Linked DNA regions of Homo sapiens: region 2 is linked to region 1. Evidence: chromatin loops called from intact Hi-C (ENCODE). Cell type or tissue: lower leg skin. All regions are shown on one strand. Each heading gives the region's core, and the rest is flanking DNA. Links, peaks and the distances in the headings are about the cores only. Region 1 overlaps RPL34-DT (RPL34 divergent transcript). Region 2 overlaps HADH (hydroxyacyl-CoA dehydrogenase).

Region 1 (5,385 bases), core at 237-5,236:
ACCATCAGTGAACCTACATTGACATATCGGTATCACCCAAAGTTCATAATTTCCATTAACTTTCACTCTTGGTGTTGTACATTCTATGGGTTTTGAAATGTATAACGACATGCATCCATCATTGTAGTATCACACAGAATAGTTTTATTGTCTTAAAAATTCTCCATGCTCCTCCTATTCATCTCTCTCCCTCTACCCACTGAAAACCACTGTTATTTTTACTGTCTTCATAGTTTTGCCTTTTCCAGAATGTCATATAGTTGGAATCCTTATAGAAATTTAAAAATAATTCCTCTTACAGTAAGTTATAAAACATAAAAGTTCCCATTTATATAATCAATTCTAATCTTTACAGTGAATTCTTTGTGATTACTATGGAAACCCGATGTCTTAACTAAACCATGTCTGTATCTTACTAGAGGCTCATGGACAACCTGGTGAGAGCCACTGACCCATGCAAGGCAGGCAGGGAAGTTGGGGCGGAGAAGATACTGGTATGTTGGATAGGGGATCTATCCAGAGATCTGCAGAGTATTTGTTCTCAGCTCTTTCAATGTGACTTGTGATGGAAATAGTAACATGTGCCTATTGATCCAAAAAGTAACATACTACAGTGGTGTACAAAGTAAATACTGTCCATGCTTTTATGCCCCAGAAATGACCTCTGTTAACAGTTAATGTATATCCTTCTGTACTACAGGTGGGTTCATACTACACTTATTATTTTGCAACATGCTGATTTTATGGAAGAGTGTATCATGGTCCGCTTTCCATGTCAATTCCTGAAAATCTCATCTTTTTAAAGATATATAAAAATTTATTTAATCCTCTGTGGAGGTAACTTGGATTATTTTCAAATATTTGCTGTGAAACACCAGCAATAAAGATTCTCATGCCTCTTTGTACATTTGATTATTTCCTTAAGATAAATTCCTAGAAGTGAAATTTTTGGATCAAAAGATAAGCATGTTTAAAAGTTTTTTTTATTTGTTGTGTTTAATATTTTTATACATGTTGCCAAATTATACTCTTACCAAAAGCATATGGGAATACACTTTTCTACATCCAAGTCAAGAGAAAGATTAGTCTTTCATCTTTGCCAATTTGTTCGGTAAAAAATGGTTTTAGTTTTAACTTTTTTATTCAGATATTAATGACGTTTAATTTTTATTTCAGTGCTGCGTTATATAAGTATACTTAGATTGTTGTGAGCTATGTATTTGTGATATGCATACTTTATTGGGATAAGTATTATATATTGGCCTTTGCACAGGGGTGGGGGGGATTTCTTTCTTTTTTGAGACAGGTTTTCACTATGCCACTTAGGCTGGAGTGCAGTGGTATGATCCTAGCTCACTGCAGCCTCAACCTCCTAGGCTCAAGCAATCCTCCCACCTCAGCCTCCTGAGTAGCTGGGACCACAGGCATGTACCACCATGCCTGGTTAGTTTTTAAATTTTTAGTGGAAAAAGACTCTCCCTATGTTACCCAGGCTGGTTCTGAACTCCTGGGCTCAAGAAATCTTCCTGCTTCAGCCTCCCAAAGTGCTGGGATTACAGGTGTGAGCCACTGCACCCAGCCAAGGTTTCTTGCATATCTGTTAGGCTGCTTAGGGTTGCAAATAACAGAAAAGCCCAAATCAAATATGTATAGATATATTTGTATTCTCTCATATAGCATGAATTCTCTAACTAGGGTGTACAGGGTTGATGAATTCTGCAGATCAGTACATCCTCAGTCATTCTCAGTGCTTTGGCTTAGCTCCCCTCATGCATGCCAGATGGCTGCAGTAACTCCATGTCTCACATGGAAATGCTGCAATATCCAGTGGGAGGAGAGACCATTTCTTTCTACCTATCTTTATCCCATATCTGAGGAAAAGTTTTTCTCAGATACTTCCCTCCTCTTCCTAAGGCTTGCTCTCACATCTAATTGGCCAAAATTCTATCAGGTGTCCATACTTCCACTAGTCAATGGCAAGAGGAATGAGAACACCATGACTGATCCAAACGGATAAAGATTCTCCCTCTGCAGCTGCAGCAAGGCCCACCTTCCCTGCAGTCCATGGCTGGGGGGAGGAAATCAGCAGTGTTTGCTGGAGTTGGAGTATGGATAGGAAAGCAATGGGAGATCAGATGGGAGAGGCAGAGGGGAGAGGATTGGGACAGACCTGGGTTGCCAGTTCAGATGGACTTGAAGGGAGATAGCACAGACTGAGAGAGCTGTTAGTAAGCCACTTTATGGTCTACAGAAGATAGTGAAACTCAGTATTCATCGAGGCCCCTCTCAGTGTCAGATAATGTGCTTGGTGCTTGTGGATACAGTGAGGATGAAAGCAGACTTTATTGACATTACAACCAGCATCTTAACTCAATGACATTAGGACTCCATTGCATTGAGAGGCATAAAAATGATATTAATAGCAGCTAATAGTCTGGGCGCAGTGGCTCACGTCTGTAATCTCAGCATTTTGGGAGGCTGGGGCCGGTGGATCACGAGGTCAGGAGTTCAAGACCAACCTGGCCAACATGGTGAAACCCCGTCTCTTCTAAAAATACAAAAATTAGCTGGGCATGGTGGCGCATGCCTGTAATCCCAGCTACTTGGGAGGCTGAGGTAGGAGAATTGCTTGAACCTGGGAGGCGGAGGTTGCAGTGAGCCGAGACCCTGCCAATGCACTCCAGCCTGGGCAACAGAGCGAGACTCCGTCTCGGGAAAAAAAATGTCTAATAGTTACTGAGAGTTTCCTACAGCTGGGTATTGTTTTAAGTACTTTAATGAATTAACTCATTTGGTGCTCACAGTAACTTTAGGAACTAGGCATTATCACTCCTATTTTAAAGGACAGACTGAATCAGAGAGGTGAAGTATAATCAATTACCCTAGGTCAAAGGGCCAATAAATAGGGGAGACAGGAATTGAGCCCAGGCAGTGGGACTTTTGAATTCATGTTCCTAAGTGATCTACTGTGTTGCCCAGGAAACCCACACATCAGCAGCTAGAATGTTAGTAATATGAACGGTGGACTCAGTACAAAACGGTGGAAGCAGTACAAATATAAAAGGGGGTAGCTGTGATTATATTCCTATCTGACAATTACTGAGTGCTTACCATCTGACAGCAATTGTGTTAAATGCTATTTATGTATAATCTAACTTAATTCTCACAAGTCTGTAAAATAAGTACCCTATTCCACCTGTGAGGAAACTGTGGCTTAGAGATGTTAAGTCATTTACCAAAGGTCAAAATTGTATTTGAATCTGGGTCTTTAAGACTCCAAAGCCTATGGAATTGGTTAATTCCACTATATTAGCATGAAAGTTATTTTCCAAACAGAAGACAAGGAATTCTGAAAAAGAGCACTAAAGGACATAAAGGTGTCCTTATGTTCCTTTTTTATTGAAGAACTTCAGGACAAATTTTAAATGTTCTGTTGCACTCTGGCTGGTCTGAGCTGGCCTTCACATCGGCCATGGTACACTGATCAGACATGATATATATTTTTTTTGAGATGAAGTCTCACTCTGTTGCCCAGTCTGGAGTGCAGTGTTATAATCTCAGCTCACTGCAACCTCTGCTTCCCGGATTCAAGTGATTCTAGTGCCTCAGCCTCCCGAGTAGCTAGGATTACAGGCGCCCACCACCACACTTGGCTAATTTTTGTATTTTTAGTAGAGATGGGGTTTCACCATGTTGGCCAGGCTGGTCTCTAACTCCTGACCTCAGGTGATCTGCCTGCCTCGGCCTCCCAAAGTATTGGGATTACAGGCATGAGCCACTGCATCCGGCCAGATACGATACTTCAGGATAACTCAAATTATTTTTTTCCCAAGAAGCTAAACCTAGAATTCAGAAACCCTTTTCCAAACATTTTTCCATTAAAAAAGTTTTGTATGTTAACATTTTATCATGCATTTATAGTCTTTCTGCAATACATTTGTGTATATAATAGGCATCTTGTATTTACTAATTTTTTTAGATGAATGCAAATCAATTTTAATTTGTATAACCCACCAGCCATTCCATTGCTGACTATACTCACAAACGAAAAGCTCCACCTCACTCCACCCCCATTCAACTGTGGTCTCCTTGTGGAGGGAGGCTTGCTGTCCTGCCTAGTTAGGGAGCACAATTACCTCGAGCAAGCCTGTCCAACCCATAGCCCATGGCCCACACGTGGCCCAGGATGGCTTCGAATGCCACCCAACAGAAATTTGCAAACTTTCCTAAAACATCAAGAGTTTTTTTATTTTTATTTTTATTTTTTTAAGCTCACCAGCTATCATTAGTATTAGTGTGTTTTATGTGTGGCCCAAGACAATCTTCTTCTTCCAGTGTGGCCTAGGGAAGCTAAAAGATTGGCTACCCATGACCTAGACAGTTTTTTTCTTTTCTTTTTCGGTTTCCAGGGAGATTCCCTCAAGCCCTCGTCTAGATGTTAATGTGGCACGTGTGGCATTGGAGTCTTAGCTTTTCAAGTCTTCTTTTCTTTACTAGAATGACTGGGTGGAGCAAAGGAAATTCTTACAAGGTATTATGGTTTCTCTTCTAAGCTGAGTTGAATCCAGACATCATCAGTGACCAAAGTCACTGCCATCTGTCAGTTGTGGGAGCCCCAAACAAGAGGTCTTCCTCTGCTCCCAGTGAACAGGTAACTTGCATCTCAAAAACCAACACATCCCACCTGGAACTTATTGGCAGACTCAAAAGAGAATCCAAAAATGAAATCAGTCACAGAGATAGAACACACTGCTTTTTCTTGGAGCTGGTGTCTCCTAGGTTCAGGCTTGTGGCATATGGGTTGAACAATTCAATAAAGTTTTCCAATGGTATAGGCCAACTGAACATACTTTTCTAAAGCACAATATTCTTCCAAAAATGGAAAGAAAAAATAAAGCCCAAACCAAACACACCCAAATCAGCTCACTTCTTTGGTGTGCCATGTAAAACATTAATAAAATTGCCTGCTGTGAAGATATTTGAATTTAAATCGTTGTCAGGTCTAAGTAGGGTTAGCTGCTTGAGAGATAATCAGCATTCTAACAAAGTACAAACATTATATACAAAGCACTAACACTATAATTAGTAAACACAGGTGCAACAACTTCTTGCTTCCTCTTCCTTAGATATATAGAGATTACCCGGGGAATAAGAATGACAGGATGGAAAAAAAATAGAAAACATGTAAGGAAATAACTTTATAAATAGTCAGAATACAGCTAGTTTTGCATCAAAATGACAAAAATAAATGCACATCTCTTTAAATATTATTTTATTTTGCAATATTTTATATACACGTAAGTATACAGGTATATAAAGTTTTAATAATCACTTGTTAGGCTTTACATAGCATTGCCTTTCATATGCACTTCAAACAACAATATA
Region 2 (5,385 bases), core at 161-5,160, 550 kb after region 1:
CTGTTTGAAAGGAGGTCTAAAAAGTCTCCATCAAAACCACAGACTGAGCTGGGGGACAAACACTGCTGACTATGGAGTTTTCAAATTAAGTTTTTGGTTTAAGGGAGTTAATAATAGTGAAGGTTTGTTTCTTTTTAAACAGGAGAGATGGATGTTTATTCACTCATTCATTCATTCAACGAACAGTAATTTGTACAGATACGCTGCTCCTAGTTCCAACAGAGTCTGAAAAAAAATACATATATATATACATTTAAATGAGCCCAGTCCTAAGTAAAGGAGCCACTTAGCTTATTATACAAGTTATTTTGGTGTACACCACCAGCAACACAAGGAAGAGCTAAAGTTAAACAATAAAAACTGAATAGAGAAGAACACTTTTACAAAATACTTTCTAAAAAATAGTAGCATTTGCTAAACATCAGCTGTTAACAACCAACACACTACATTTCCAAAGACAAAAGCATACATTACCAGATAAATGCAGTTGAAAACATTATTAAAGTAAATCTACAGAATGTGCCTATCTCCAAAACACTTATATATACAATATAATAACTAAAGAAATCAACTAGTCCCTAAGTACTGAAATGTTGGAAATGCATGCCACTTCTTTGCTCTTAATCTGCATGAGATAAGAGCTGTTAAATGCTGTTTCTTCTGTTCCCCAAATCCCTCCCCTTCATTCTTCAATTTCTTCAAAAAATCAGCCTTAGGGGATAGGAGAAAATAGGAGGAAGCTGAGAAGCAATGTTAGTAAGACAGAAAAAGTCCCATTGCAAGATGGTCAAAGTTGTCACTTGAGAGAAAATGCTAAAAAAAATGGTCATTATTATGACTTATTAAAAATGCTTATGCTGAGTAGTGGTGAGGGAATGAGGAGGATAAAGGAAGGAAAAGGTAGTTGGAAAAGGCAATAATGAAGAAAACAGACGATACACACTCCCAGAGAGGCCACAGCCAGTGTGTGTAGGTTTGCCTGGCCCCACATCACCCACATGGCAGCATCAGCGTCCCCCACACTTCGCAGGGCAATAACTCCTCAACCTCAGAACAAATGCTACTTTAATAGCGGCTGCTCCTCAGACCCTGTAATTAGGACCCTGTAAAAGGCAAGTTGTCCCATTTCAGGTGCAAATTGCCTACTGTGACTCCAACTCCAACATATTGGAGTCTCCAAGCATTCCAAACAGGATGCTGGGGAAGCCCTCCCTGCCTCCCCGCTCCACCTTCCAGGTTTATGGTCAGGAGGCTCAAGGCTATCAGAAGCTGGTTTTATTTTTTTACTTTTAGGGTTTTTTTATTCGATATAGGATCTTGCTCTGTCATCCAGGCTGGAGTGCAGTGGTGCAATCACAGCTCACTGCAGCCTCAACCTCCCAGGCTCAATCAATCCTCCCACTTCAGCCTTCCAAGTACTGGAGACTACATGCGTGCACCAAAACCCCTGGCTGATTTTTTATTTTTTGTAGAAATGGGGTCTTGCCATGTTGCCTAGGCTGTTCTTGAACCCCTGGGTCTCAAGCAATCCACTAACTTCCACCTCCAAAAGTTCTAGGATTACAGGCATGAGCCGCCGCACCCAATGGGAGCTGGTTTTAATAGCTCTGATCACAATGCACAGGAGATGTACCTCATCTGGGGACAACGCTAAGGCACCATTACATGGGGTCAGAATTAACCCCAGGAACTGTGGACAAGCTAGTATAGTGTATCTAATGAGAACTGCATTTACAGCATGGGCAAGCTGACCTCGACGAGATAATATGAACACATGTAGCTGCCCTCTGTGTGGTCCCATCCAGCCCACGGTTTCTAGTGCTGCCTTCCCATTCTGATGCCTCTCAGCACTGCCCATCAGCTCTGGCACAAATAAGTAAATGACATTCCACAAAGTTAACAGCCTTTCTGGATATCACTAAGCAAGACACAGGGCTGTGAAGAAACAAAGCATAGAAGCCCTCCTAGATATGAGGCTCAGGGACAACCTTCTACCCTCAGGTTAAAACCCATCCTAGGCAACTGGTGGCAGGGCTGGTGTAACACAGAAAAGCAGGACTGAGAGAGCTGGCAGAGCGGGCAGACACACACAAGCTGACACCCACTGACCTCCACAAGTTTCATGACAGGCACTGGGTTGAAGAAATGGAGGCCAGCGAATCGGTCTTGTCTGGTGGTGGCATTAGCTATGCTTGTAATCTGCAAGGAGGAAGTGTTGCTGGCAAAGATTGTATGTCTGTGAAGAGAAAATATAGTGGGAGTATCAGAGTGAATCTCTTCTTTCAAAACAGCATGACTCTTGGATGCAATGCACAAGGTGACTGCTTACTGCCACATCTGTTGTCCTGACCCATTGGGGGAATGAGGGAGAAGACACATCTTCATATAAGAGGCTGAAATCAAGTGACTTCAGCTTTTTAAAAATTTTTAAATTTGAAATAAAATTGGAATTTCCTGTTCCGAAGAGGTATTTAACCTTCACCAATCCTTCCTTGATTTTCCAGAACAAAATTTCCCCTACCTACTTGTATTAGTTAACTTCCAAGGTATGTGAGATAACAAGAGGTGGCTAATTGATCAAGCTACTTAACCAACCCCAGTCACAAACGAAACTCAGTGATCAAAAAATAATGAAAGAAAGACACCTAAAAGCAACAAAATTCTAAATGAACACATAAATCCTCAATCAGAAACATATGATAATAAACGTGAATTAAGATATTTTCCCTGAAGTGAAAAGCTTTATTTTTCAATTGAATGGGAATTAAAATGAAAACAAGAACACCAACATGGTTCAAAAAAATTTTAAGGTTACATGGGTAGATATGGGGAAAAGAGGATATAGGCATATGCATATATAAGACATTAACTTATTCATTAAAAAAAATCCATACTGACTTAAACCAAATTTAGTTCTTTAAGGCCACAGTAAAGTGGCGTGCCAAAAGCATGAGAGGAAAAGCTTTAAACAGGTTGACTTCCAGGCTTTCCTGCAGCGCCACCTTGCGGATAAAAACATACAAACAGGCCTGGTGCTGATTCCAACCAAGATGGACTGTAACAGGGCAGGAAAGGAAAGGATCCCTTACTGACCAGGCTTGGGGGTTTCTGCTTACCTAACAGGCAATACTATAATCTGCTCAAATCAGGGGCGGGTGGGAGGAGAGGAGGAAGAGAAGGGAGAAGAAACCAGTTATTTGGAAAGGAGGGAAAAGAGGTAAAAGGCGAGACCAGTGTGGGTAGGCAGCGGAGAGCCTTCTCTTTCCAGGTATGAGCACATCCACCTTCTCCAACAGCTTCCAAGGTAGGCCATTTAAATGCCAGGGTTTCCTTTTTAAAAAAAAAATGACATTGTTTTAAGGTCTTAAAATTTCAGTTTTCAAAGTTTCTTGCTTTTGGTCATTGGGGAAAATAATATAAACTATTCCCCATTACAGAAGGTAATGAAAAAAAGATCCTCTTCCAATAACAATGTGTGTGGCCAACACAAGCACTGTTCAACCACACAACCTGCACCACAAGCACCTGGAACCACAAAAACAGAGCAGGGACAGCCTGGGCCCAAGGCTGTGCCAGCTGTGGCTCCACACTCCCGTTAAGAAAAGAAAGTGTTATTTTAAAGATTAGTATTACAATCGTAATACCCCTTTTTGTAGAATGTTTGAAGGGCCATTCACCTGCAAAAAGGGGAAACTTGGGCACATTTGGTAAAATAAAGTGACATCAGAGCCCAGTTCCAGGTATCACCAGTCCAGGGCACTCTGGCACATTTTATCAGAAGGAGGAAATGATCTCTCCCCAGCAGACCTCTGCTTCTGCCTCTCCCAACAGGGTCAGGCTGACTTTGTTCCTAAAAGTCTCACACTGTCTTCAGAGAATACTAAACACATAGGACAGTCTTTTCATCCACAAACAAAATGTACTCTGGGCTGGGCACGGTGGCTCACACTTGTAATACCAGCACTTTAGGAGGCCGAGGCAGGTGGATCACTTGAAGTCAGGAGTTCGAGACGAGCCTGGCCAACATGCCCCGTCTCTACTAAAAATACAAAAATTAGCTGGGCATGGTAGCGCATGCCTGTAATCCCAGCCACTAGGGAGGCTGAGGCAGGAGAATTGCTTGAACCTGGGGGGCAGAGGTTTCAGTGAGCTTAAGATCATGCCACTGCACTCCAGCCTGGGCGACAGAGCGAGACTCCGTCTCAAAAAAAAAAAAAAAGTACTCTTACATGTTCCTGGAAACACTTGTCTTGAACCATCTTTTGTTTTTTTCATTCGGACACTCAGGTACCAAAAAAACTACTTTTCTCTTAAATGTTCTAAAAGAAAATCGACAACACAAGCACAGTGATTATTAGCAATGGCCCCAGACCCTAGTATAAAGAAGACAAGAGGGTTGGTGGGGATGGCAAAGGATTCAAGAGTCTGTACTTTGTCTAAAGGGGAAAGTCAGGACTTCGATCTGGCTGCCTGTGCGTCTGGTCATACTTTTCATTTGTGTGTCTTAGGCTGCTGCTAGAGAAGTCATGTTCTCTCCAGGATGCAACTGTTTCATCAGGGCTTCCAACCCGAAATGTATCACTTGACTATATTTTCTTCTCCCATTATAGGATCGAACTGTAAAATTTGTCAGTAAAGTACCTCTCAATACGGCTGCTTAAAAATTGTAGCAAGCATTCAATAATGGTGGTGATCTAAAACAAAAACAAACAGTGCCAAGAAAGGTGGAGAAGGTCAGCAGCAAAGTCACATCTTTGGTATGACTATGGGTCATGCCTTCTTTTCACACCTCATATCTGTTTTGCATCAATTCAGGTTAAAGAGCCTAGTGTAGTGCCTGATACACAGCAGGCACTCAGGAAATGTGAGCTAAATGAAATGAGTTTCCTAAACAACTCTGTACAATAGGTACCAGTGCTGCTGCTCCTATTTTACAAATGGGGGAAGCTAGTCTTAGAGAGTTAGAGCCAGAAAGGTCTAGGAAATTATTTACCCCAATCACCTCAACTTGCATTACAGATGACGAAACTGAGGACCTTTCCAAGGCTGGAGGTGGTGAGGGGGTCAGCACCAGGCCCAGGCCTCCTGACTTTCTCCAGTGATCCTTCTTCTGTACCAGACATGGACAATGGAGGGCAGTCAGGCCTTTCACTGTCACCAAGAGCGACCAATCTTTTCAATAAAGATCAAACTGCTTGACAAAACTCCCTTTTTTGGGGTGGCTGTTTATTATCCCAGAGGGCTCCCTGCTGGCCTGGGAGCCAGTCCCGGTACCACAAGTATATTCTGTTTTTGTCAGATGTCTCTGTAGCCTCTAGATGCCAGTGTGAAATGCACGAGGACACTGATTGGCAGTGATGGACAGATGACAGAAAGGCAAGTCTC

The links. Hi-C counts contacts between places; a loop is a spot of excess contacts. Peaks named below come from ENCODE experiments on the same cell type or tissue, not always from the same donor. Only the 100,000 strongest peaks of a DNase experiment are listed, where the experiment ranks them.
Region 2: a loop joins it to region 1, with 5 times the contacts of the local background. A loop is called at or near these places in 87 of 110 quality-filtered maps.

Annotation. Positions count from the first base shown.
Region 1 is chr4:108,564,399-108,569,783 of GRCh38, reverse strand. All of the region lies in intron 1 of RPL34-DT (RPL34 divergent transcript), which reads left to right. Among named protein-coding and RNA genes, the nearest start is that of RPL34-DT, 53 kb to the left of the region's middle. In lower leg skin, for the core only: no CTCF peak of the experiment used is centred there; no DNase peak of the experiment used is centred there.
Region 2 is chr4:108,016,391-108,021,775 of GRCh38, reverse strand. HADH (hydroxyacyl-CoA dehydrogenase) reads right to left here. Exons shown (of 8, transcript NM_005327.7): 4 at 2,110-2,236. Among named protein-coding and RNA genes, the nearest start is that of HADH, 29 kb to the right of the region's middle. In lower leg skin, for the core only: no CTCF peak of the experiment used is centred there; a DNase peak (open chromatin) is centred at 3,015.